Regions from separate parts of the Mus musculus genome. Here region 1 is linked to region 2. A link is a loop called in an ENCODE intact Hi-C map of the cell type or tissue named here. Cell type or tissue: heart. All regions are shown on one strand. Each heading gives the region's core, and the rest is flanking DNA. Links, peaks and the distances in the headings are about the cores only. Region 1 holds the start of Elovl7 (ELOVL family member 7, elongation of long chain fatty acids (yeast)). Region 2 overlaps Depdc1b (DEP domain containing 1B).

What was found. A loop is a pair of places that touch in the nucleus more often than their neighbours do. Peaks named below come from ENCODE experiments on the same cell type or tissue, not always from the same donor. Only the 100,000 strongest peaks of a DNase experiment are listed, where the experiment ranks them.
Region 1: a loop joins it to region 2, with 4 times the contacts of the local background. A loop is called at or near these places in 8 of 42 quality-filtered maps.

What each region holds. Positions count from the first base shown.
Region 1 is chr13:108,208,779-108,219,965 of GRCm38, forward strand. Elovl7 (ELOVL family member 7, elongation of long chain fatty acids (yeast)) reads left to right here and starts at 5,626. Exons shown (of 8, transcript NM_029001.5): 1 at 5,626-5,722. It also overlaps the pseudogene Gm32376. In heart, for the core only: a CTCF peak has its summit at 5,635; a DNase peak (open chromatin) is centred at 5,543; H3K4me3 peaks cover 1,488 bases; H3K27ac peaks cover 747 bases; H3K27me3 peaks cover 2,098 bases.
Region 2 is chr13:108,323,560-108,334,746 of GRCm38, forward strand. It overlaps Depdc1b (DEP domain containing 1B), which reads left to right. Exons shown (of 11, transcript NM_178683.4): 2 at 347-612. Among named protein-coding and RNA genes, the nearest start is that of Depdc1b, 13 kb to the left of the region's middle. In heart, for the core only: a CTCF peak has its summit at 6,395 (motif pointing left); no DNase peak of the experiment used is centred there.

The DNA.
Region 1 (11,187 bases), core at 4,096-6,595, 120 kb before region 2:
ATATAGATATATGTGAAGTTTTCCAGTTTTTTTATTAAGAAAATAAATAGGCAAACAAATAAATAAATGCTTGTGTTGCCTTTTATATGTTACAAAATATCTCTGGAAGTCTATCAGAACAACTTGGATATAGGACAAAGGCAGGCAGGAGGTTTTTACTATGTACCTCCACAAGATCCAAAGTTATAATGTGGGGTGTGTGTGTGTGTGTGTTTGTGTGTAACACTAAATGATTAGATTATTTTTTATACTATGTGCCTGTGTGTTTTGCCTGAGTGTGTGCCCACCAGTGTAGGCATAAGAGGACACCTTTCAGAAGTCACTTCTCTCCCTCATCCTGTGGACACAGAAGACTCCACAGGTCTCAGGCTTGGCGGTGGTGCCTGCCTGCACTGACTGAGTCTACCCTCCAGCCCCATCAACTTCTGTGTTGGATTGACTGCTTGTTTAAAAATAGGAACAATTTTTAAACGACCCAGAGCATTGGCTATCAATTTTGGAATGTCAAGTGAGCATATGAACTCACGAAATGGTGTTCAGTATCACTGAGCATATTCATCAAAGCCACGGTGAGATGGCACTTCACATCTGTCAGACTGGTAAAGTATAAGGTCTGAGGTCATGAGGTCATTCAGCAGTAGAGGTCTAGAACTGCCCACCCAACAGTGGAAATAAGAGTACAAAAGGATTATTGTAACAATGTACTTATTCCATGTCTATATTGTATTGTCACGATTAGATGTTGTATAATATATATGATCTAAGAATGCCACATGTTGGCAAGGGCTGGGGGCAAACTGAGCTATAACATAATGTAATAAATATATAATTTGGCATTACTTAGGAGGATAAAACTTTAAGCACTGTGTACTAAATGCACTTCCCTGAATTTAGAACTGGTGATATTTGGAGGTGGGCCTTTCAAATGATCGGTTTTCATGTTTCAGTTTTTAAATGTATTTATTTGTGGGGTGTGTGCACACATGCTTGTGCAGTTCACAGTCTTGTGGAGTTCAGAGGAAAACTTTTGGGAGTCATTGGCCTAAAATGATTAGCTTTAGGGGGTAGTTGTAGGTGAGACATCAGAATGAGGGTGCCCCTGACCCTTTTCTAAACACACCCCCCAAGAAGAAAGGAAATCCATGAGCAAGATCAAGAAGATTGCCATCTGCAAGCTGAATAGGCCCCTTCCAGGACCCGACCTTGGACTTGACCATATAACTCTAAGAAAATGCCACTTATCTAATCTATCTAGCCTATGGTATTTTGTTATAACTTAATTTTGTTCATCATCAGTCAAATGTACAAAGGCTTGGTTGTTCAATACTGTAGTAATTAAATGAATAAAAAAATTACATGCATCTACACTAATAAGTCATTGACAAGGATTGGTTGAGACTGGTGAGATGACTCCGTGGGTAAAGATGCTTGCTGCTGGATAGAGAGACCTGACTCCTGCTAGATGCCCTCTGACCTCCACACTAGGGTCATACATCCACAGTATACACACACACACACACACACACACACACACACACACACACACACACTCGTGTGCACGCATGCTAAAAATAAATCTAAAAAGTAAAAGTTGACTAAAAAACAAAGTTTTGGGATAATATATGTGGTCTGGTACTAGGTACTTACAATGTAGTTGTTTATTTTACATTTACATGAAAATCAAAGTATGTATGAGGGATATGCAACAAAAACCACAGGAAGGGCCCACTGTTGTTTCTGAATTCCTTTTTTGGAATAAAAAGAATAAAAGTAGGCTAGAGCTCCAGCTGTTGCCTGCCTTCCTCCTCCTCCTCCTCCTCTTCCTCCTCCTCCTTCTTCCTCTCTCTCTCCCTCCCTCTCTCTTCCTTCCTTCCTTCCTTCCTTCCTTCCTTCCTTCCTTCCTTCCTTCCTTCCTTCCTCCCTCCCTCCCTCCCTCCCTCCCTCCCTCCCTCCCTCCCTCCCTCCCTCCCTTCCTTCCTTCCTTCCTTCCTTCCTTCCTTCCTTTTAATATGTATGTACCACAGAGCGTCTGCATACCTGACAATGCTTGTGCTTCACTCTGTTCTCCTTGGATCCTTTCCTGACTGCACAACAAACTGGATTACAAACAGTCTAAAACTCTCCTCTGTGATTGCTCTCTTCCCGTCTACTCTTGAAACCCACTCTGGCCAGAGTTTCGCCCCATCCATTTAACTAAAGCCATTTTTGTCACATTTGGTGGATGACTTCCATATTGCTAAATCCGCAGTCCCTTCTAGTGCTCGGCATTCGCTAGCGCCATGTTGTAACATGTTGTTCTTCTCCTACGGTGATAAGAATCTGTGTCATTCTTTAGCAAGCGTTCTTTTTCATCACCTTCTAGAGTTGGCTTAATATTTTTATAGGTCATTGATGTTGGATCTGGCTCTCTGATGGCTTCAAGGCAATGGAATGTTAGCCAGCTTGATGTGCCAGGGACCTTCAGTGTGCTCATAAGCTTGGGAATGCCATTTGGACTCGAGTGGTGTGCTGTGAGGTCTCAAGCCAGTTGCTGCGCCTTCCTTCTTGGTTCCAGAGGTCATCAGTTGAGGTAAGGCCAGCTTGCCTACTAAATCTACCTACAGATTGGTGGCCATGAAGACAAAGGCAAATCTACTAATTATTTTTGCTAGGGAGTGATTTGCTGTACACTGTTACTATGGCATTCCTAACAGAGCTACCTTTCAGGAATCATGGATGCTCAGATTTTCCTCTAGGCTGGCTCTCCATCCCCATTCCATAACCACTCACCACTGTGGTGCCCCAGGAGGCTGTCTGCAGACTCCTCATCTCCTTTCTCCTTTCTCGATGCTCTTACCCATCTTTAAAAATATCAAGAGGCTGATAAGTCCTAAATTTACATTCCCAGGCAAGCCCCTCTCTCAGTCTGAAGACTGAGATAACCAACTGCATGTCTGATGTCTGATACACCCACTTGGATACCTAATAGCCTCCTCCATTTAAATCAGTCCTCGAATGTGTTCTGCCCTTTGCCCTATTTTTTTTTCCCTCTGTCTTCCTCTTTATACAAGCAACATGTTCTTTGCAGTTGCTTATGGAAAATGCTTTCATTTTTTTTTTTTTTTGGAACACACCCTTTCTTATCGCTCACCTCAGACCTTTGGGAATCGGGTTGGCCCTTGTCGTCAAGATGTATTGGAGGTTGGGAGATGAGACAGGGTGTGGCTGACCTGGAACTCCCTCTGTAAACCAGGCTGGCCTTGAACCCACCAGCCTCTGCCTCTGAATGCCAGAATGTATTTTAAAGCCTGGCCTTTTCACTTCAACCAGCTCCTCCTTGCCTCTGCTTTATCTTATCTGGACTGTGTAAGAGCCTCTTAACTGTCTCCTTGCTATGTCTCGGCCATTCCTCCCCATCCTCTATACCACTCTCAGTAACATTGTTAGAACACTTACTTTAAAATGCCAGGCTGGAACAAAGGCCTATCATCCCAGCACTTAGGAGGCTGAGGCAGGAAGATTTGAAAGTTTGAGGGCAGCCTAGATTTCATAGCCAGACCTTGCCCCCAAAAAGAGAAAAGCAGAAAGAAAAGGAGGAAGAAAAAAAAAAAAGAAAAAAGAAAAAAGGAAGGAAAGAGAAAAAAAGAAAAAGAAAAGAAAAGAAAACTGAGCGACCAGAAGGTGCCACTCTTCAGAACTGCTCCTTTGAGACTTCGATGTTGCCCTCCCTGTTCCAGTTCAGCTCCCACAACCTCCTAGGTCCTCTGGGAAATGTGGCCTCCTTGCTGTCTCTGTGCCCATGCCTTCAGCTTAGCTACTGTTCCTGTTGCCTAGAGTGCTTCTTACCCGATACACACAGACTTCCTCTTAGCCTGCCATTTCAGCACTGGGGAGAAGGGGACAGGAGGGATATATGTTTGAGGATAGCCTGGGTTACTATCAGAAGTTTTATTCCCAGCCTCTGCTGCATAGTGAATCTCAAAAACACGAGATGCAAAAGGCTCCTTTCACAGAGGCCTTCAACAATGAAGCTTCCCCCTCCCATCCCCCCTCAAAAATCCCCATGCCCTTCCCCTTCCCGTGGTGCTTGTCAGGACCTGAACACATTTTTTTTTTCCTGACCTGGTTATGTATTAACTTTATTGTAAGCTCTGGTTAGACTGAAAGTTCCCTCCCTGAAAAGACAGAACATTTTTAGTTTGTTTTGGTTGTCTGCTGGATCTTTAGATCCTGGGGTGGGGTGGGGTGGGGTGGGGGTAACAGCATTAAATAGGTCTTAAATCTAATTAAATGAATCTAATTAGGCTCTTGCATGTTTGAAATTTTATACAGACAGAAACAGTGACAGGCATGTGACAATTGTCTCTAATTTTTAAGGCGTTTCCAAATCTACCAAACAACTTATTTGTAACATGAAAGAAGAGCATAAACAAGGATTCATTAGTTTGTTTTTTGATTGATGTAAAGCACTGAGCTCAGGAACTTGCACAAGCCGGGCAAGCCCTCTACCACCAAGTTACATCTCCAGTAGAAGATATCTTCAGCGTCTTAATTTGCATTTGAACTTCTGTCCTTTGGGAGTTGCTGTCTCCTTGACTATTCAGTGGGAGTGCCCAGAGTTTTAGGTAGACACTGAAACCTTATTTTCAATGTTCTAGGGTTGGGTCATGGAAGGCTGTCTTGCTTGCTTGTTTTTGCTTTCCCTATGCAAGGTCTCTACTTGTCAAGAGACTTCTTACCCTGATTCTAGGCTAGGAACTCTAGAGCAAGCAGAGCCCATGTGGTGAGGCAGTCCGCACAGGGAAGGCAAACTCTCGGGAGTGTAGGAGGGGGATGGAGGATAGGGGATGTTCTAGTTGAAAGATCAATTCTAGTTTTAGGTTTTGCTATAGAAGCAGATACCTCTAGACTTACATTTTGCCTTCCTGTGCTTGATTTAGAAATCGTTACAGTGTTTATTATGATCATAACTAAACACAGGACTAGCTCATTAAAAAAAAAAAAAAGTCCAGTGCACAAGCACAGGCCTACATTCATCCAGTTCAGCAATTCCAATCCATCAATCAGTGAAGGAGACGGGAGTTTGCTAGACTCTGTTCCTTGTTCTGATCACCATAAAAAAAAGTTGCATACAGTCTGTTCTTCATTGCACTAAAAGCCTCCCCGCGCCTCCTATTTTTCAACAATTCATTCTTAATAATTAAAAGGGATCGAGCTGCCAAAATCTGGCTTGGGCATCTTTACTGGTCTGGTCTCCATTTTAGAGACCTATTTCTCCTTCATCCCTTCTTCCCTCCAGCCGCGCCCTCCCTCGACCGGTCCTGTAATCCATTAGAGTCAAGCAGGACGACAATTCCCATAGTATTTTGGTTAAGCATGCGGATGAATCCAGATGTTGGTATTCACTCTCAGAAAGAAAGGGCACCAGTAGAGCGGACGGGAACCGGCCCCCTACTGCACCCTGGGTTGCTCGGGGCCAGGCTCTACCCGCGGCGAGGGCGGCAGCGGGAGAGGCTGGCATGACACCCCACCCCTCGGCGTCACCTGGCGGCGACGGGCAGGCGGGCCGGGGGGCGGTCCCGGGTGACGCGCGGGGCTGGGAGAGCCGGCAGGTGCCACCCTACCGCCTCCGCCCCTCGCAGCCTGGTCCGCAGCCCCGGCAGCAGGGGCCGCTGTGAGAGCTGCGCTCGCACTGCCCGCCGCCGCCCTCGGCTCCCGCGCGCGCTGCTCGCCCCTCGGCGCGGTGAGTGCGGGGCTGCGGGCCCCAGCAGACTGGGCGAGGCTTTCGGGGGTGGCGCGGAGGGCTGCGGGGGAAGGACGCGCGAGCCGAAGGGGTCGAGCCCCTGGGGGTCGCACGGGAAAGGAAGCGGCGTGGGGCCGGGCAGGGCCTCCCTCCTGGCGGTGCTGCTCGCTGGTCGGGCGCGCCGCGCTCACCTGTGCCTCCCGGAGCCCTGGAGCCCTGTACCCCTAGGGAAGATCGGGGCCCTCCGGGGCATGGGGTGCTGAGCTGCTGCGGTTGAGACTCAAGGAGGGAAGGTCTTGCTCGACCTTGGACCGCGGAGGTCACTTTCTCGGCTCCGGGTCCTGGCTTCCCAGACTCCTCTTCACAAACCAGCTATCCCTTCTTCCTGCTTCTGGGTGCGTCCCGCCTGCCCGAGGGAACTCAGGGCGCTGTCTCTTTGGCTCCGGGAACAGCATCCCGTCCCGGTGACTGCTGCGGGCCAGGGAGGGAGGATGAGTCCACGGCTGTGGAACAGGTCGTTCTGGAGACGGAGTGGCAACTCCTGTCATTTATCGCCTAGGTGTCTTGTGGTGTGAAGTGGGCCTTTCTTTCTTATCAGCCCTCGCTGATTCAAACTTACCGGATTCAGAGGAGCGCCTTTGGGGACTAACTGGAACTCGGGGTGGGAGCGGTCCGGCTGGCAGCAAGGCACAAAAGTCCCACTCCCACTGAACAATAGTTTCAGAGACCCGGCGATTGCCTACTGAACTCCCTCCTGTCCCTGAAGCTGCCCATGAGCGTTTTCTCTCAGCTCCGAGCTCCCAAGTCATCTTTTCTTCCACTCACTCCTGTTTTGCGTTTCTTGTATAAAACTCATCCTCTTTAGTGACTGCCGCCGCCGCCGTACTTTGCGCTTGTGGTTTACAATTTGCAGTTTTTGTTCGGGGGAAATTGTTCTCCCCAAGGTCATCGAGGACTAGGTTTAAAAAAAATCCCTTTCCCTTTACCCCATAGCAGATGCTTATCCAGTGCTGTGTGCCTGACACTGAGAGCTTAACCCTGTCAGTCTTCAAGTAGATATTGTTTTCAGTTTGGGGCTTGGCTTCCAGCCAGCCAGGAGCTCTTGGCCACTCTGCTAGTCTGATGAACCCAGAGTTCTTGGTTCTTACTGCTACTAAGCACTATGCAGGTTCAAGCATCAGGCCCGGGACACTTAATCTCTGGCCCCTTTTCCTCCTTGTTTGTTTTTTACTGTAGCAGCTAAAGCTGATATCAGTCTCTTGATCCCTCTTCTTGTCTCCCTGCTACGGGGTGTGAACCACACGTGCCCAGCCCTTTATAAGATAGATATCTTTAAAAGATAAAAAATTAGATTGACAGGTTGACTTCCTAAAACCTCATTTTTCAAGTCTACTTAACTTCAATTACAATCCAGGGGCCCTGTGTATTCAGTTGAGTCTAATATCTTTGAGGAGACGTTATAATACTCCGTTTCTGTGCCCCAGGCCTTCCCAACGCTCCCGTAGAAGATGGTTTCCGCCACCATTAACCTAGTCACCAAGATGCAAAATCTCAGCCATCCCGCCTCCTGCTACCACTCCCTAACCCCAATTATGGATTTATCCAGCTCTCTCCAGATCTCTCCTGCCTTTGTCAGTCTCAGCCTGCACCCCTCCCATCGCTCTTCACCACACTTCCTCTTTCCCAAAGCGAACACATACTATCACTCATCATACCCACCTTTCTTTTCCCTCTTATTTATTTTGAGACAAGGTCTCGTGTATTCCAGGCTGGCTTCGAACTCTCTGTGTAGCCTCGGATGACCTTAAACTTCAGATCCTCCTGCCTCTAACCTCTGAATTGCTGGGATTATAAGCATGTGCCACCATTTCCAGTATTATTCAGTGCTGGAGAGGGAAACCGGAGGCTTTATGCCTGCTAGATAAGCATCGAACCAAACTGAGCCCCATCCTCAGTCAATACACATTTTGATTATCTTCTTTAGTAAGTGTTTGCTTTCTTCCAGGTCCTGGGCAACTTAAAATGTTACACTATCAGGCATTCTTTGTAGTAGTCACTTAATAGATATTTGTAGACCAAAGTGCACCGTGAGCTAAGGTAGCTCAGGGCAGTAGTAGCCTTGATGGTAGTAGAAGCCAGCCTTTCATAAGTTTGCACTGGTAGGCGTGGGGGAACTGGCAGACAATGCAAATGGGAGCAGAGAAAAACCTCTGCTGAGTGTATTGCCACGCTGAGGTACCCAGTCGTCCTGATTCATCATTGCATCTCCTGGTGTGATACAGGAGCCAAATTTTATAGGAAGTGTGAATCTCAAAACAAAATAGGAAACAACAGTAAGTTATCTCAAAATAATCTTTTTTTAAAAAAAATTGGAAATACAGTACATACATAAAAGTGCATAAAACATTAGTGAACAGGTGAGGCAGTGGCTATATTTAATGTCTTATTCTGTCATTACATATGACATGGAAGGAGGGTGCAGTCAGGATAAGCAACACTCCTTTCACCAAGCCTGTGTGTCTGAACTAAGCTGGGGAGACGAGGCCAGCAAAGAGTTGGCTGCACATGGAAAGATTTGAGATGATGAGATAAGAGGACAAGATATTGACCGGCCAAGAGGTAGGGTTTTTCCTCAGTAGATTGTTTATTCTCTATGATGTACCTCTTGTGCAAGCATCAATTTTAAGGTAGGGAAGGATGCTATTTCAAGCCACCGTAGATATGGTAGAAACAATCTGGACTTTAATGATTCATATCATATATTATGGATTATACTATCAGCAGATCTATGAGAGGAATATTTCTCACATGTCTTCAGCCTTGAACACTCAGAACTTATGGGAAAGTTGATAACCTCTACCAATTTGGCAGATAAAAGATAGGATGTCTAAGTTGAGCTATGGTGACACATACCTGTACCCCCAAATTTTGGGAGGTGGAGGCAGGTGGATCAAAAGTGCAAGATCATCTTTAGCTATATAGTGAGTTTGGGTTCAGTCTGGACTACATGAGACCCTTTTCAAGAAAACTTTTTTTTTTTTTTTGGCCTTCTACAACAGTGAAAATTCCTACTGTGCTTCATAACTGATACACATCAATTAAAAGCACATCGTAACACACTGGGCTTAGAAAAAAAAAGTACCATTTTTATATAAATGATAGCAGTAAGCTGACTGTTACATACAGTTCTTACATATTATTCAAATGAAATGTTTCTACAGAGAACCACAAATGCCTGTAAGGATGTATTATGCCTGCCCTAGTTGGGGGAAATGTAAAAACTGGTATACTTACTATGGATGTCAGTGTAGGGTAGTCTTAAAAATCTAAAATAGAAACTATCATAAGATCCAGTTGTACCTGGGCGTGTGCCCGAGGATTCCAAATCAGCAACCACAGAGGTACATACATCTATGCCTGTTTATGGGCACCAAAAAGGTCATTAGTAGGGGAGGGAAAGGACTTAGGAAGGAGAAGGGACAGAAATTGAGGGACTGGAACTTATGTGGCATTAAAGCAGAAGGGGAGAAGCTGCAGGTGTGAAGAATGGACACAGCTCTTACACGGGCTCTGGGATCCAAACGAAGATCCTCGCCCCTGCGCAACAAGGGCTTTATCCACTGAGCATCCCCCGAGAACTTGTCTGTTACCTTAAAATACTAGTGAGAAAGAAACTGACTTCCGTGTGACTCAACAAGTTTTCCAGGCTAACAACCGACCCCTCTGGAAAAGCACTAGGTAGCAATCATAAATAACACAGCCCAGGCTCTTTCCTTTTAATGTAAGGCACAGTGCCAATGGCGGACAAAGGCTTACAAGTTGTGGCCTGAGAAAACATTTGACTGTCAGGTGCATGTCAGGCAGAGTGGGCTGGACAGGCTTGAAAGCTGTCCAAGGCTGTGTGGGTTAGTGGGACAATGTACTGAGCTGCTGTCATACAAAGGCAAGTGGGGCAGGTAAAACAGAGACAGACTAGGGAGCTCGCTGGAGATCGGAGAAGAAGGTTGGGCAACTGGGAAATGGGGGACAGTTGGTACATGAAATCCAGGGAAAGAAAGTGCAGAGAAGAACTGAGAGTTGGAAAGTGTGTGTGTGTGTGTGTGTGTGTGTGTGTGTGTGTGTGTGTGTGTTACACATGCATGCACACACTTCTCTCTCATTGTATGTGTGAGAGAGACTGCATGTCTCTGTGTGTGTGCCTCTGTGTGTGTCTCTGTGTGTGACTGTGTGCCTCTCTCTGTCTGAGTTTCTATGTGTGACTATGTGTGTGTCTGTGTATGAAAGACTGTGTGTGCCTCTGTCTCCCTCCCTCCCTCCCTCCCTCTGTCTCTCTCTTTCTCTCTCTGTCTCTCTCTCTCTCTGTCTCTCTGTCTGTCTGTCTGTCTGTCTCTCTCTCTCTCTCTCTCTGTGTGTGTGTGTGTATAGACTAGAGGTTGATATGGATGTCTTAATGTCCTCCACTGAAAATACTTTTGCATAACTATATAAAACTGCATGAGATCAAGTTGCCTATGAGGCAGGGGAAAGGTTTGCTGAGAGCCTTGCTTTTTACTTACTGAAGATTTTTTCTTTTGTTCTGTAGTGGGGGGTGAAGGGGTTCCTGCAAGCAGGTAAGGAACCTGTGAAACTTGTGTTTGTAACTCAGCCATCTGGTGTCTGACACTTGGGCGTTGTGTGTGTATACAGGTTCTGTCTCATCTCACTATCTGATTTGGAAAGGGCAGCTGCCTTCATTGTTTATATGCCCTGCTTGCCTGTCAATTTGTGGATTACAAAAAACAGAGAGCATGGGCATCCTTTGTACCTCAGTGCTTAGAGGATGCTCAAATCTGCATTTAAAGGAGGAATCTCTGTAGACAATGAGGACACAGAGATTCTGGTTGTTTCTCAGGCATCAGTACCAGCTGTAGAGAAGCACTTTGCACTTCAAGGTCTGTTGGGGGAGGGTCGTCATGTGCATGTGCACAGTGAGGGGCAAGAATAGTGCTGCCACACTAAGCAAAACACGCAGCAAAGGTTCAAACCCAAGGTCTACGCAGTCAAGCTTTCTCCACCCTGTATACCAACTCTGTGGTTGACATAGAGCTGCGGTGGAAGGGTGATGCTATCACTTTGTGAGGGAATAGGGCAATCCTAACAATAAAGCCAGTGTAGACTTTCAGGTAATGGCAGGAATGTATGATCTGGCCTCCGGGTAGTTTCAGTAGCACAGAATGTTCATCAGTCTGCCGCCTTCTTTCTTATCTCAGATGCCATTGCGATTTGCGTGGTGTTTTCAGGATTAAATGATGTAATAGCACAGAACTGAGAGAGGGGCTGCTTCTTCCTCCAGGATGACCTTCGCCTGTCCAGGAGCTTCGCTGCCTGCTTCTTACCTCTTTTCTGTGCTTGTTTAGGTAGACAATAGAGAGTAGGATCCCGTGGCTCAAAGAGATTTAAGTCTGAAGCACACCAGCCGCCAGCAG
Region 2 (11,187 bases), core at 4,944-7,443:
TTTGCAATCATGACTTCATAACTGCTCATTCTTTAGGGCTTTAAGAGTTTGAAGACTGCAAATAAAATACCACGTCTCCATCAGTTATTCCAGTGTGTTTTAATTTAAAAATTTTGATTTTATCCATCTACCTATTTACCCACTTACCTACCTATTATCATATCCATTTATGGATCAATCTATTTATCATCTAACTTCGGGTCTTGTATAAGCGAAATAGTCCCTACTCTTCAAGCAGTTTAAATGGAAAACTGGTATTCCTTGGCTTAAATATTTGGGATGATTAATTAACCTTTATAAAATACTAGTTGATGACTAAATAGAAGCTCTTGTGTCCTTTGCCTAGTGGAATGAAACAGTGGAGCTTTTCCGGGCCAGGATGCCTTTACGGAGACATCGTTGCCGGTTCAAGAGTTACGAGCATTGCTTCACTGCATCGGAGGCTGTGGACTGGCTGCACGAGCTTCTGCGGAACAGTCAAAACTTTGGGCCCGAGGTAACTCGCAAACAAACAGTCCAGCTGCTGGGAAAATTCCTGAAGAATCATGTTATTGAGGACATCAAGGGGAAGTGGGGCCAGGAGGATTTTGAAGACAACCGTCACCTCTACAGGTAATGGCAGGGTGTAAACTCTGAAGAAGGAACACGGGGCAAGTGAGTGCATCGGGCCAGCATCTGGAAACTTCCCGAAGTGAAAGAATTTGCTGTGTCCACTGAAGCAGTGCTTCTGGTTGTAATGTGCTAAGTGCTCAGCTGAATGGGCTGTTAAAGTAAAACCAGTCACCATTTGCCCTGCTCTGTCAGGGCTCCATCGAGCAGGCTTTTGTTGCAATGATTTTCCAGTAGGGAAAATTTCCATGCCTTCTGCCTGCCTGGCAGGGTGGGGGTAGTAACTTAGTACTTCTAGAGTATTGGGTCTGTAGTAACTTAGTGCTTCTAGAGAACCTGAAGGGGTGCAACAAAACCTCTGGGTTTAGCTTTGCTGAGCACTAAAGGATTGGACTATTCAGGCAGATTGTCTGATCTTGAAACAGCTCAGGGACCGTGGGTGGGATTGTGTTAGACGTCCTGAATGTCTCTAACGGAGGAGACTGCCACTGCAAGCCTGCCCTCCTCCATCGGATTCGCTGACAGTGTTTCATAATATGGACGTTTACCACTAAGTAATCCGAGGGATAATGGAGCTGTCTCTCCTTATAGTGCCATCTCACTGAAGGTTAGTGTGTTTGATTGCTGGAGGCCAAGGAGACTCACCTGAAATCCAGGTGACGTAAGAAGACTAAAAAAGAATGAGGTCACACAAATGAGTGAGGAGCTGTTCTGCTGTCTGTAGAAGCCTGTCGGTGCCAAGCCCTCGAGACAGGCTAGTGGCAGGAGTCGAGCACAGACTTCCCGCTTGCTTTCCCGTCCCTAACAGAAGATGAGGGTCCTGACTCTAGCACATTCAATGAGCTGTTGGCCTGGGACGTGTGGCCTTGAGCTAAGAGATGCTGCCGTCTTATACCTGAGCTCTTTCTTTGTTTCCCTCAGACTAGCTTCTGTGCAGAGTGGAGCAGGCTGAGGTGGTCCTAAGCACGTAGCGATACAGATGATGCTGTTGTGCATTTCCCACCAGACCTCCTCCTGGAGCCTCCTGTGCCCACATGTCAGGATTGTCGTCTGAGCAGTCGGTCGTCTCCATTTGGCAGTTATTTGCTGATCTAACTTTTAATTAGGGTCTTAGAGAGTCTCAGCTTATTCTGAGGCCTGGTTGCTTAGTGGGGAGTCTAATCCTGGCTCCACAGGCCAGGCTGCATTGGGGGTTCTTAAGTGACTACCCTCGTGGGAGCTTCCTTGCTCGTACCCATCACGATTTAGCTAGGACCTTTCTGAAAGGCTTCTCTGACCGAGTGACATCTAGGTTTTCTGTTGTGACATTAACTAGGCCATCTCCCATCGAGTGCCCCCGAGGCTCTGGAATCCTAGGAGCACCGTAGGTGTGTATTCCTGACTACTGAGCTGCCCACTGAGCGCTGATCACTAGAACATTTCACTGCAATGTTAAGACTTAATCACGCATCCCTTCGATGGAAGAATTCACAAGACAGATGATGGTTCCTTACGACATGTAGTGGTCCTTCAGGGTCCACCAAGTATTGGGTTCAGGAACTCCCCATATATATATATCCAAAAATCTGCATATGCTAAAATTCCTTATGTAAACTATAGCTTTGCATATAACCTACACACATCCCCTACACTTTAAATTCTCTCTAGATTACTGATAATACTTAATGTAAACACTATATAAGTAGTTGTGGTGTGTTGCTGTGACTTAATGACCAGAGGTACATATATTCTATCCAGATGTAACCACTGTATTGCCAACAAGATTCTGAACAGGATGCGAGGTGAACAGGATGCGAGGCAAATATACCGAGGAGAGACTGAGGTCGTGTGGGGTGGTGGTGGCCTCCAGCAGTAACTTTCCACTCCTGGGCTCAGCATCCTATTTGGTACTTGACAAATCCAAGTTTTGCTCTTTGGACTTTAATCTTTGAGATGGGAGCCTTGCTTTGTTGTTCACTGACCCAGCTGCTTTAGTGTTCTGAAGAACTGGGGATAGGAGCCCTTGCCCTGGCTGGAAGTCTTTTCTTCACATACTTTTGACCCATGTTTGGGTGAATATGAAGACAGAACTCATGGACCTGGAGGGTCGATTCTGGGTTCTCCCTTGTGTCTTAGTTTTGGTACCAATGTTTGTGAGTAATGAATAGGCCAGCATTTTGTTATTTAGTATCCTAAAAACTCACTGTCCCTTTTTTCCCCCTGCATGGGAATTCTGTAAATTAGCCACTGACTTTTTCCCATTAGCTAGATTCGTCTTGGATGGAGTGTATTTAAACCTGTAAATCATTGGTGAAGGTGCCCGTGACTTGCGTTGAGAGCAAGCCGATTAGGGTAGAGCCAGCTGTTGCGCATGCGCAGGCTTCTGTGCCTGGTGCTGGAGCGAGATAGCAGTCCACACTAGTGCTCTAGGGAGGGCCGCCTTTGATGTTCTGACTGGTGTGTCTGGATCCAGCACCTTTCCTCAGGTGAGACGTGCTAAAGCCAGGTTCTCATGGAAGCTGAAGAGGAGAGAGTAAGCCAAAGCAGGGTAGATTCAAAATGGATGGAGAGTCAGCCGTGGTGGAATTGAGGGAATACTTCAAAAGACTCAGATTTCTGGTAGGGAGTGCTTTTTAAGTAGTGTAGAAAGTGCTGGGAAGGACAAGAAGAGGAGCTCTTGTTGGAAAGAAAGAAACTAACATTCCAGAGCATCTCCTGTGTTGCAAACTCAATATGTAATTTGTCATTTAACTCGAGTCCTGAAGATGTGTCGATAGTACGTTTCTAATTATGTGACTTATTTTCTCTCTTTTTGGAGAGAGAGAGAGTCCTACTCTCTAGTCCAGGATGGCTTGAACTTGTGACAGTCCTGGCCCAGCCTCCGAGTGCAGAGATTATGGGTGTGCATCACCACCCCGAGCTTTCCTAAATGTGAAGGTTGGGAAATGAATCAAGCGAGGCTTACAAACATGTTCAGAGTCATGCGTTAGAAAGGGAGAAGTCATCATTTGAGTCAAGGACTGTCGCTGAAGTCTGTGTTCTTGTGCTGTGCCAGGCTATCTCAGCTTCCACAAGATGAGGTTGACGTAGCTTAACAGAGAGATTAGTGGTGAATAAACACAGGGACTCATGGGAATGTTTGGTGTGGCCAGCGCACCTGTAGCCACCTAGTTCATGTGATGCTTAGTGACTAATATATGCCTCCGTTAAGAAAGTCTTCTCAAATGAAGGAGGTGTGGGCAACAGTCAATCTAAACTTTGCTCACCTAAACACAGCAAACCAGTCTCCCAGGTCTGTGCAATCAGAGTTACACAGATGCAAAGACTCCACTGTTATCTTTTGTTTTGTTTTTTGTTTATGCACTAATGGATCAAACCGAGGGTCTTGCACTACCTCTGAACTGTATGTCTGCCACCTGCCTGTATGTCTTGAAGAGAGAGATTACATGCATGCATTGTATAATTTTATAACTCGGTGAGGAATGGAGCCGTCATTTTGTACTTTTAGTGGGGGAAGGGTTTGTCTGGTTGTAGCTCTTTGGTGTGATTGCTCTGCAGTCTGGTGACCCTTGACCTCCCATTACTAGTGGGTAGCCAGAGGGACTCCAAGCTTGTTTGCATTTATTTATTTATGTATTTATTTATGATTTTAAACCATCCTTAAGACTTTATATTTTTAATTGAAAATATTTGTATATACTACTTTTTCATGTTTCCCCTCCCCCAGGTCCTCCCCACCTCCCTACCCATGCAACTTTATGTTCTTTTTCAAAAAAATAAAAAAAAAATAAAAACCCGACCCCCCTCCAAAAAAAACCCCACAAAACCACAAAACAAAACAAACAAAACAAAACAAAACAAAACCCTATCTCCTGCAACAGAAATCAAAATGAGTAAGTAAAAGATCAATAAGACAGAAAGGTGCCCCGACCAAGCAGAATGAGACAAGGCTACACCAACCGCTGAGTTGTTGTTTTTTGTTGGCCAAGTATCCTGTGTATGGCGCTGTCCTGAACTGGGGTTAATGCACCTAGTGAGACTTCACTGGAGAAAACCCACTTTTCTTTTGCTAATGAGTATCAAGTGTACATAGCATCTTGATTAGAGGTGAGGACCCCTGTCCACTCCCCTTCTCAATGTTAGGCTCCGTCTGGCTTGAACCTGTCCAGGCATTATGCATGCTTCCAGTCTCTTGGAGTTCACATGTGGGTCAGCAGATCAAGACCCTGGCTCAAAAATGAAAATGTGTTTTATTTTTCAGATCCTTTCTTTTTTTTTTTTCCCCTCTTCTTTCTTTTTTCATATGGGGTGCTTTAAATATTCTGTGATCAAGAAAATTCTGAACCCTAAACCACTTCCGGTCCGATGAAGGTGAAATTAAATCAGAGAGGGCACAGACACGCGGAACAGCGGGCGCAATGGGGTCGGAACCAGCTGTATACACATACAGTGGGTAGAAAAGGGTCTTGAGAACAAACAGTCCCGGCACTGCCGGGTGTTGAACCTGCTAAACTGTGTGCACGACGGGAGGCTGAGCTGAAGACACTGCAGATGATTTCCCAACGTTTGGATATCCAAGTGTGTAGATGCAAAAATAACTCACAACGACTTTCAACTTAAACCTCCCAAACTCTAGAAAAATTAATTCAAAGTAGATCATGATCCATTTAAGTGTAAGACCATAGGGTTACGTCTTGAAGTTAGGCAAGGAGTCTGGAGAGTTGGCTCAGCAGCTGGGAGCATTGTTGTTGCAGAGGACTCAGGCTCCTTCCTAGTACCCACATGACAGCTCCAGACCCAGGGATCTGAAGCCCTCTCTGCTTCAGGTGCACACATGCACAGCACACCAAAACCACGGTCACACATGCAAAATAAAACAAGGCAAAAAAAAACTAACAAAGGGGACAAATAACAGGCAGAGGTGTCGGCAAGCCACACGTGTGACGGTGGACTGGGACCAAGGACATAGGAAGAGCTTTCGAACTCAGCAGTAGCGGAGCAACAATTCAAAGAACGAGCAAGGGGTTTGAGCAGCTGCTTCAAAATGCGTAGAAAGCAGATGAGCCGTCGTAAAGACGTTTAACATAGTAAACCTTACGGAGGTGCACAGTAAAGCCACAGCGGGTGCTGCCAACTATTACAGCGGGTATTAAATGCATCAGCAGCGTCAAGTGCCACTGAAGTGCAGAGGTGGAGACCTCCTCTGATCTGGGCAGGAATCCCAGGTTGGCAGTCACTTTGGAGTTAATAAATATATAATATATAATATAGATGGTCTCAGTCATCCCTGTTCCTAGCGGATATGTCCCCTAGAACAATGAAATTGTAGTGTGCGAATGGTAAATGTATGAGTGTTGGCGGTGGCTCTACTAATAATTGCCAGTAACTGATACAGCCTAAATATCCCAGGATTGGATAAACAAGTACAATTCATGTATAAAATAGAACACTGTCAGGTTGGGGAAGGGTGTTCTACTGTACAGTGAGAAAAAGAAAGGGTGTTTAGAGGAGTAAAGAAACTGCTGTTCCTGGATGGCGTGGTTACAGTGTGATTATGTGTAAAAACGGATGCAATTATAGTACACCCTCACATCAACTTTTCTGTAAGCCTACGATAATAAACAGAGATTTGAAAAGTCTTATTTGAATCTCTGATGCCAGAAACTTGAACATACGTTTGAAGCTGTGTGACCTCTTAGTCATTTTGTCTGTCACCCTCTGAAACATTCTTTCTTGCATCATTATCTTGGGAGTCTTGAAGGGACTTGTTCTAGTTACCACACCTCCAAGTGCATGGACCATTTACTCCCTCTAGTGGACATCTTTAATTTTTTTTTTTAAACTAGGAAAACACAAAGTATATATATATGTGATTTTATTTTATCTTTCTCTGCTCTTTTCACCAAGTCCATAGAGATCAGTTTTTCAGGTACTAGGTTTAAATGTCGTAGGCACTAAGACCAACGCAGGGTGTGGATCTGTGGGCTCAGAAACCTAGCTTCACCTTAAGTGAATGGAGGGTAGGTATCCAGGATCTACCTGCTCAGTTGAATTTGTGGGCAGAATGTAGAAAGTAGAAAGTGTGCTTTTTCTTTTCTTTTCTTTTCTTTTCTTTTCTTTTCTTTTCTTTTCTTTTCTCTTCTTTTTATTTCTTTTCTTTTCTTTTCTTTTCTGTCTTTTTTTTTTTCTTGAAGAAATTGGTACAAACTCACACCTGATAATCTTTTGCTAGAGGTTTCTTTATTGCAACGTATGGCCTGCTTTTACTTCTGACAGCACTGATTTAAAAGAGAGAACACGTAACTTCATCAGATTATTTTGTGTCTGTTGATGTTTTTTGCTTTAGGTGTATTTTTATCTTAAGTTGACCCACTAATTGCTTATTTGTTGGGTATAGTGAGGCGTTTCAGTGCAGGGATAATACTCCATGTTTATGACTGTATCCCATCCACTGGCACTTGTATCACCTCAGACATGGCTCATTTATTTTCTTGTTGGAGACATTAACTCCCTTCTACCTCTGTAGAAATACGCACTTGATTTTGTTACCCGAAGTTACTCTATTGTGCTCGAGATCTCACAAGTGACTCCCATGCAGCTGTACCATGGAGGGTCTAGGAGTTAGACAGATTCCCTGGTGGGCAGACAGGCCAACAGGAGCGGGCCATGGCTAGATAACAAAGATGGCAGGCTTCTTCCTCATCTCTTTGCTTGAGACAAAAACCTGTCAGCTTTACACAAAGGCCTTACAGGCTTTTGTCTCTTACCAGGTAGAGGACTGGCTCAACAAGTTCAATGCTGGCCAGGACATGCTGCATAACCACCGTGGGCCAGTCAATCCCTTCTTTCATAAAAGGACTGTCTTAGTCAGGGTTTGTATTCCTGCACAAATGTCATGACCAAGAAGCAAGTTGGGGAGGGAAGGGTTTATTTAGCTTACTTCCCACACTGTTGATCACCAAAGGAAGTCAGGACTGGAACTCAAGCAGATCAGGAAGCAGGAGCTGATGCAGAGGCCATGGAGGGATTTTGCTTACTGGGTTGCTTCCCCTGGCTTGCTCAGCTTGCTTTCTTATAGAACCCAAGACTACCAGCCCAGGGATGGCACCACTCACAATGGGCCCTCTCCCTTTGATCACTAATTGAGAAAATGCCCCACAGCTGGATCTCATGGAGGCATCTCCTCAACTGAAGCTCCTTTCTCTGTGATAACTCCAGCTGTGTCAAGTTGACACACAAAACCAGCCAGTACAATTGACCCCTTGTCAACTTGACACACAAACACATCACTATTAAGCCTCAACCCTTACTTTCTTATTTATCCCCAAGATCTAAATAACTTTAAAAGTCCCACAGTCTTTGCAAATTCTTTACATATTGAAATTTCAGTCCCTTTAAAATATCCAATCTCTTTTAAAATCCAAGGTCATTTTACAATTAAAAGTCTTTTAAGTGTGGGCTCCACTAAAATACTTTCTTTCTTCAAGAGGGAAAAATATCAGGGCACAGTCACAATAAAAAGCAAAATCAGACTCCCAACTGTCCAATGTCTGGGATCCACCTATGATCGTCTAGGCTCCTCAAAGAGCTTGGGCCACTTCTCCAGCTCTGCCCTTTGTAGCACACAGCTTGTCTTCTAGGCTTCAGCTCCACTGCTGCTGCTGTTCTTGGTGGTCATCTCATGGTACTGGCATCTCCAAAACACTGCCGTCTTCTGCTGTAACTAGGCTTCACCAATAGCCTCTCACAGGTTCTCTTCATGGTGCCAAGCCTCAACTCCTTTGCATGACACCTTCAGTCCTGGGCCATCAATTGCAACTGAGGCTGCACCTTTGCCAATGGTCTCCCATGGCCTCTCACAGTGCTGAGCCTCAGTTGCTCTTCAGGACCCCTTCATGCCTTCAAAACCAGTACCACCTGGGTGACCCTTACACATTACCAAGTCCTGCTGCAGCACAAGGTACAACCTTGGCTATCTGTGGAACACAGCCTATTTGTGCTCTCAGAAAACACTTCCCAGAAGATGTCACCTCAACGATGCTGGTCTCTTCTTAATCACTGCTAATTTCCTAGTTCCAGCTAACCAGCATCAATAGTCCCAGTAATGCAAAGGTTTCACTTTAGTAGTTCTGGTATCTTGTTAATCACAGCTGATTCTTCAGCCCCAGCTAACCAGAACCACAGAATCTTCACAATCAAAATAGCATCAGCCCTGATAAGAGTCTTTAATCTTCCTTCTGAAATTTCACAAGCCAGGCCTCCATCTTCTGTACTGTTTTTAACATTATCTTCTAAGCTCCTACACAACATCCCACAGATCTCTCAACACCAAATGGATCTTCTAGCCCAAAGTTCCAAAGTCCTTCCACAGTCCTCCTCAAAACATGGCCAGGTTGTCACAGGAATACCCCACTCCTGGTACCAATTTGTATTAGGGTTTCTCTTCTTGGACAAAACATCATGACCAAGAAGCAAGTTGGAGAGGAAAGGATTTATTCAACTTACACTTTCCATACTGCTGTTGATCACCAAAGGAAGTCAGGACTGGAACTCAAGCAGGTCAGGAAGCAGGAGCTGATGCAGAGGCCGTGGAGGGATATTGCTTACTGGGTTGCTTCCCCTGGCTTGCTCAGCTTGCTTTCTTATAGAACCCAAGACTACCAGCCCAGGGATGGCACCACTCACAATGGGCCCTCTCCCTTTGATCACTAATTGAGAAAATGTCCCACAGCTGGATCTCATGGAGGCATTTCCTCAACTGAAGCTCCTTTTTCTGTGATAACTCAAGCCTTTGTTGACTCACAAAACCAGCCAGTACAAGGACTAACCCAAAGTCAGGGGAGGAAACCTTTTCCGAGACTTAAAAAACCCTAGCCCTCACTTGGGAAGAGTCTGGATTTTTTTGGTTTTTTGAGCCCCTTCTCTGCTTCACAGAGGGTCATATTCTCTGTGTTTCTGTTGCGTGTGTTTCCCCACCCCCAACAAAGAAGTTTCTTCAAGTGCTCCCTCAGTCTGTCTGCTCCTGTTGGCAGTGTCTGCGATTCCTCCATTGCTATCTGTTGTGTTCAAGGCTTTCCCTGACTTAATCCTTTACGTGGCAGGAAGAAGGAACCCGATGAAGACCCCCTGGGCCACCATCGTCCATCCTTTCCCTACCCCAGTGATGAGTTGGGCAGGTTCTTGCTTTCCCAGGTATTCGATTTCCCAAACAGAATCACAGGTTGGCGAGATCCTTTGTTCTTTCCCCCACTTCTTTTGCTTTGCTGTTTTTGCTGGTGCTGCAGATTAGACCCAAGTTTTCATGCTCCTGTGCGCTGCTCCGAACTGTCTTTCTCCACTTCTGCTGATATACAACATCTTTAAAAGAAATTATTACTTTCCCTTTGTTCTTTGACAGTTGCATCTATGTGTTTTATTATTTCTCTAATACACCTCTCTTATCTTCTTCCCAAGCCCCCCTCCTTCCTTCGAGCCCATTTCTTATATTCATGTCTCTCTGTTTTGTTTTGTGACCCTCCAAGTATAGAACCCTCTATGTGGCCATGGGTGTGAAGCTGTCCATTGGTGCTCACGTGGCTGGCTGGCAGTTACAAAGTGAGGCTGTCACTACTCTTCTTCCAGTATCCATCCATAACCGAAAGCTCGCAGGGAGTGGTAGGGCCCCCCAAGGTCCCCCCTGGCCTCCAGTCGGCTGTAGCCAGGCCCAGTCTGGTGCAGGCTCCAGAGTGGCAGCTGTAGATGCTGTGCCACCATGACTGCAGTGGCCCTGGTAACATCTTACAGCCCTTCTTGTCTTATGGTTCCTGCATTCTCCCTGCTCCCTCTCCCTCTGTGTTGCCTGAGCCTGAGACTGGAGAGGACGCACGTCCTGTTGAGGACTGAAAAATTCAACTATTGATTCTTCTCTTTAGTAGCTGTGAGTCCTTGCATTCACTTCTCTTCATTGCAAAGGGAAAATTTTCTCAATGCTCAAGAAGGCACTAGATGGGAGACTGCCCATGCCCATCAGTTGGTAGAGCCAATGCTGTGAAAATGACCATAGTGCCCAAAGCACTTAAAGATGCAGTGCAACCCGAATTAAAGTTTCTGTGCCACTCTTCAAAGAAAGAGAAAAAACGACCTTAAGGGTTCATGTGCAAATTAAAGAGCTTGGGTAGCCAGGGCCAATCAGGGTCAAAATGAATGCTGGAGGTATTGCCATATCTGATCTGAGGTTATACTACAAAGTCATAGTAATCAAAGAAGTACACAAACTGATTTTTATCAACATAGAAGCATTAGGTTATGACTTTTTTAAAAAAAAACTTTTTCTCCTCCGCCTGTTTTCTCCGATCTCCTTCTTCTGTTTTATCCTCCCACCCCAGACCTCCTTTCCAGTTTCACATCACATCTGTCCTTTTGCCTACCCTGCCCACTTCGACACCCTGTCTCCTCCTTATGGTCTGCTGCTAATTCATAGTCTATACCTATCCTCCACCCCTCATTTATGTACATACAAACATATAACATCAGGATCCACATATAAGCGAGAGCACGTGACCCGGGTCACTGCATTTAGTGTAATACTCTCCTGATCCTTTTGTTATGCTCCAGATTTCA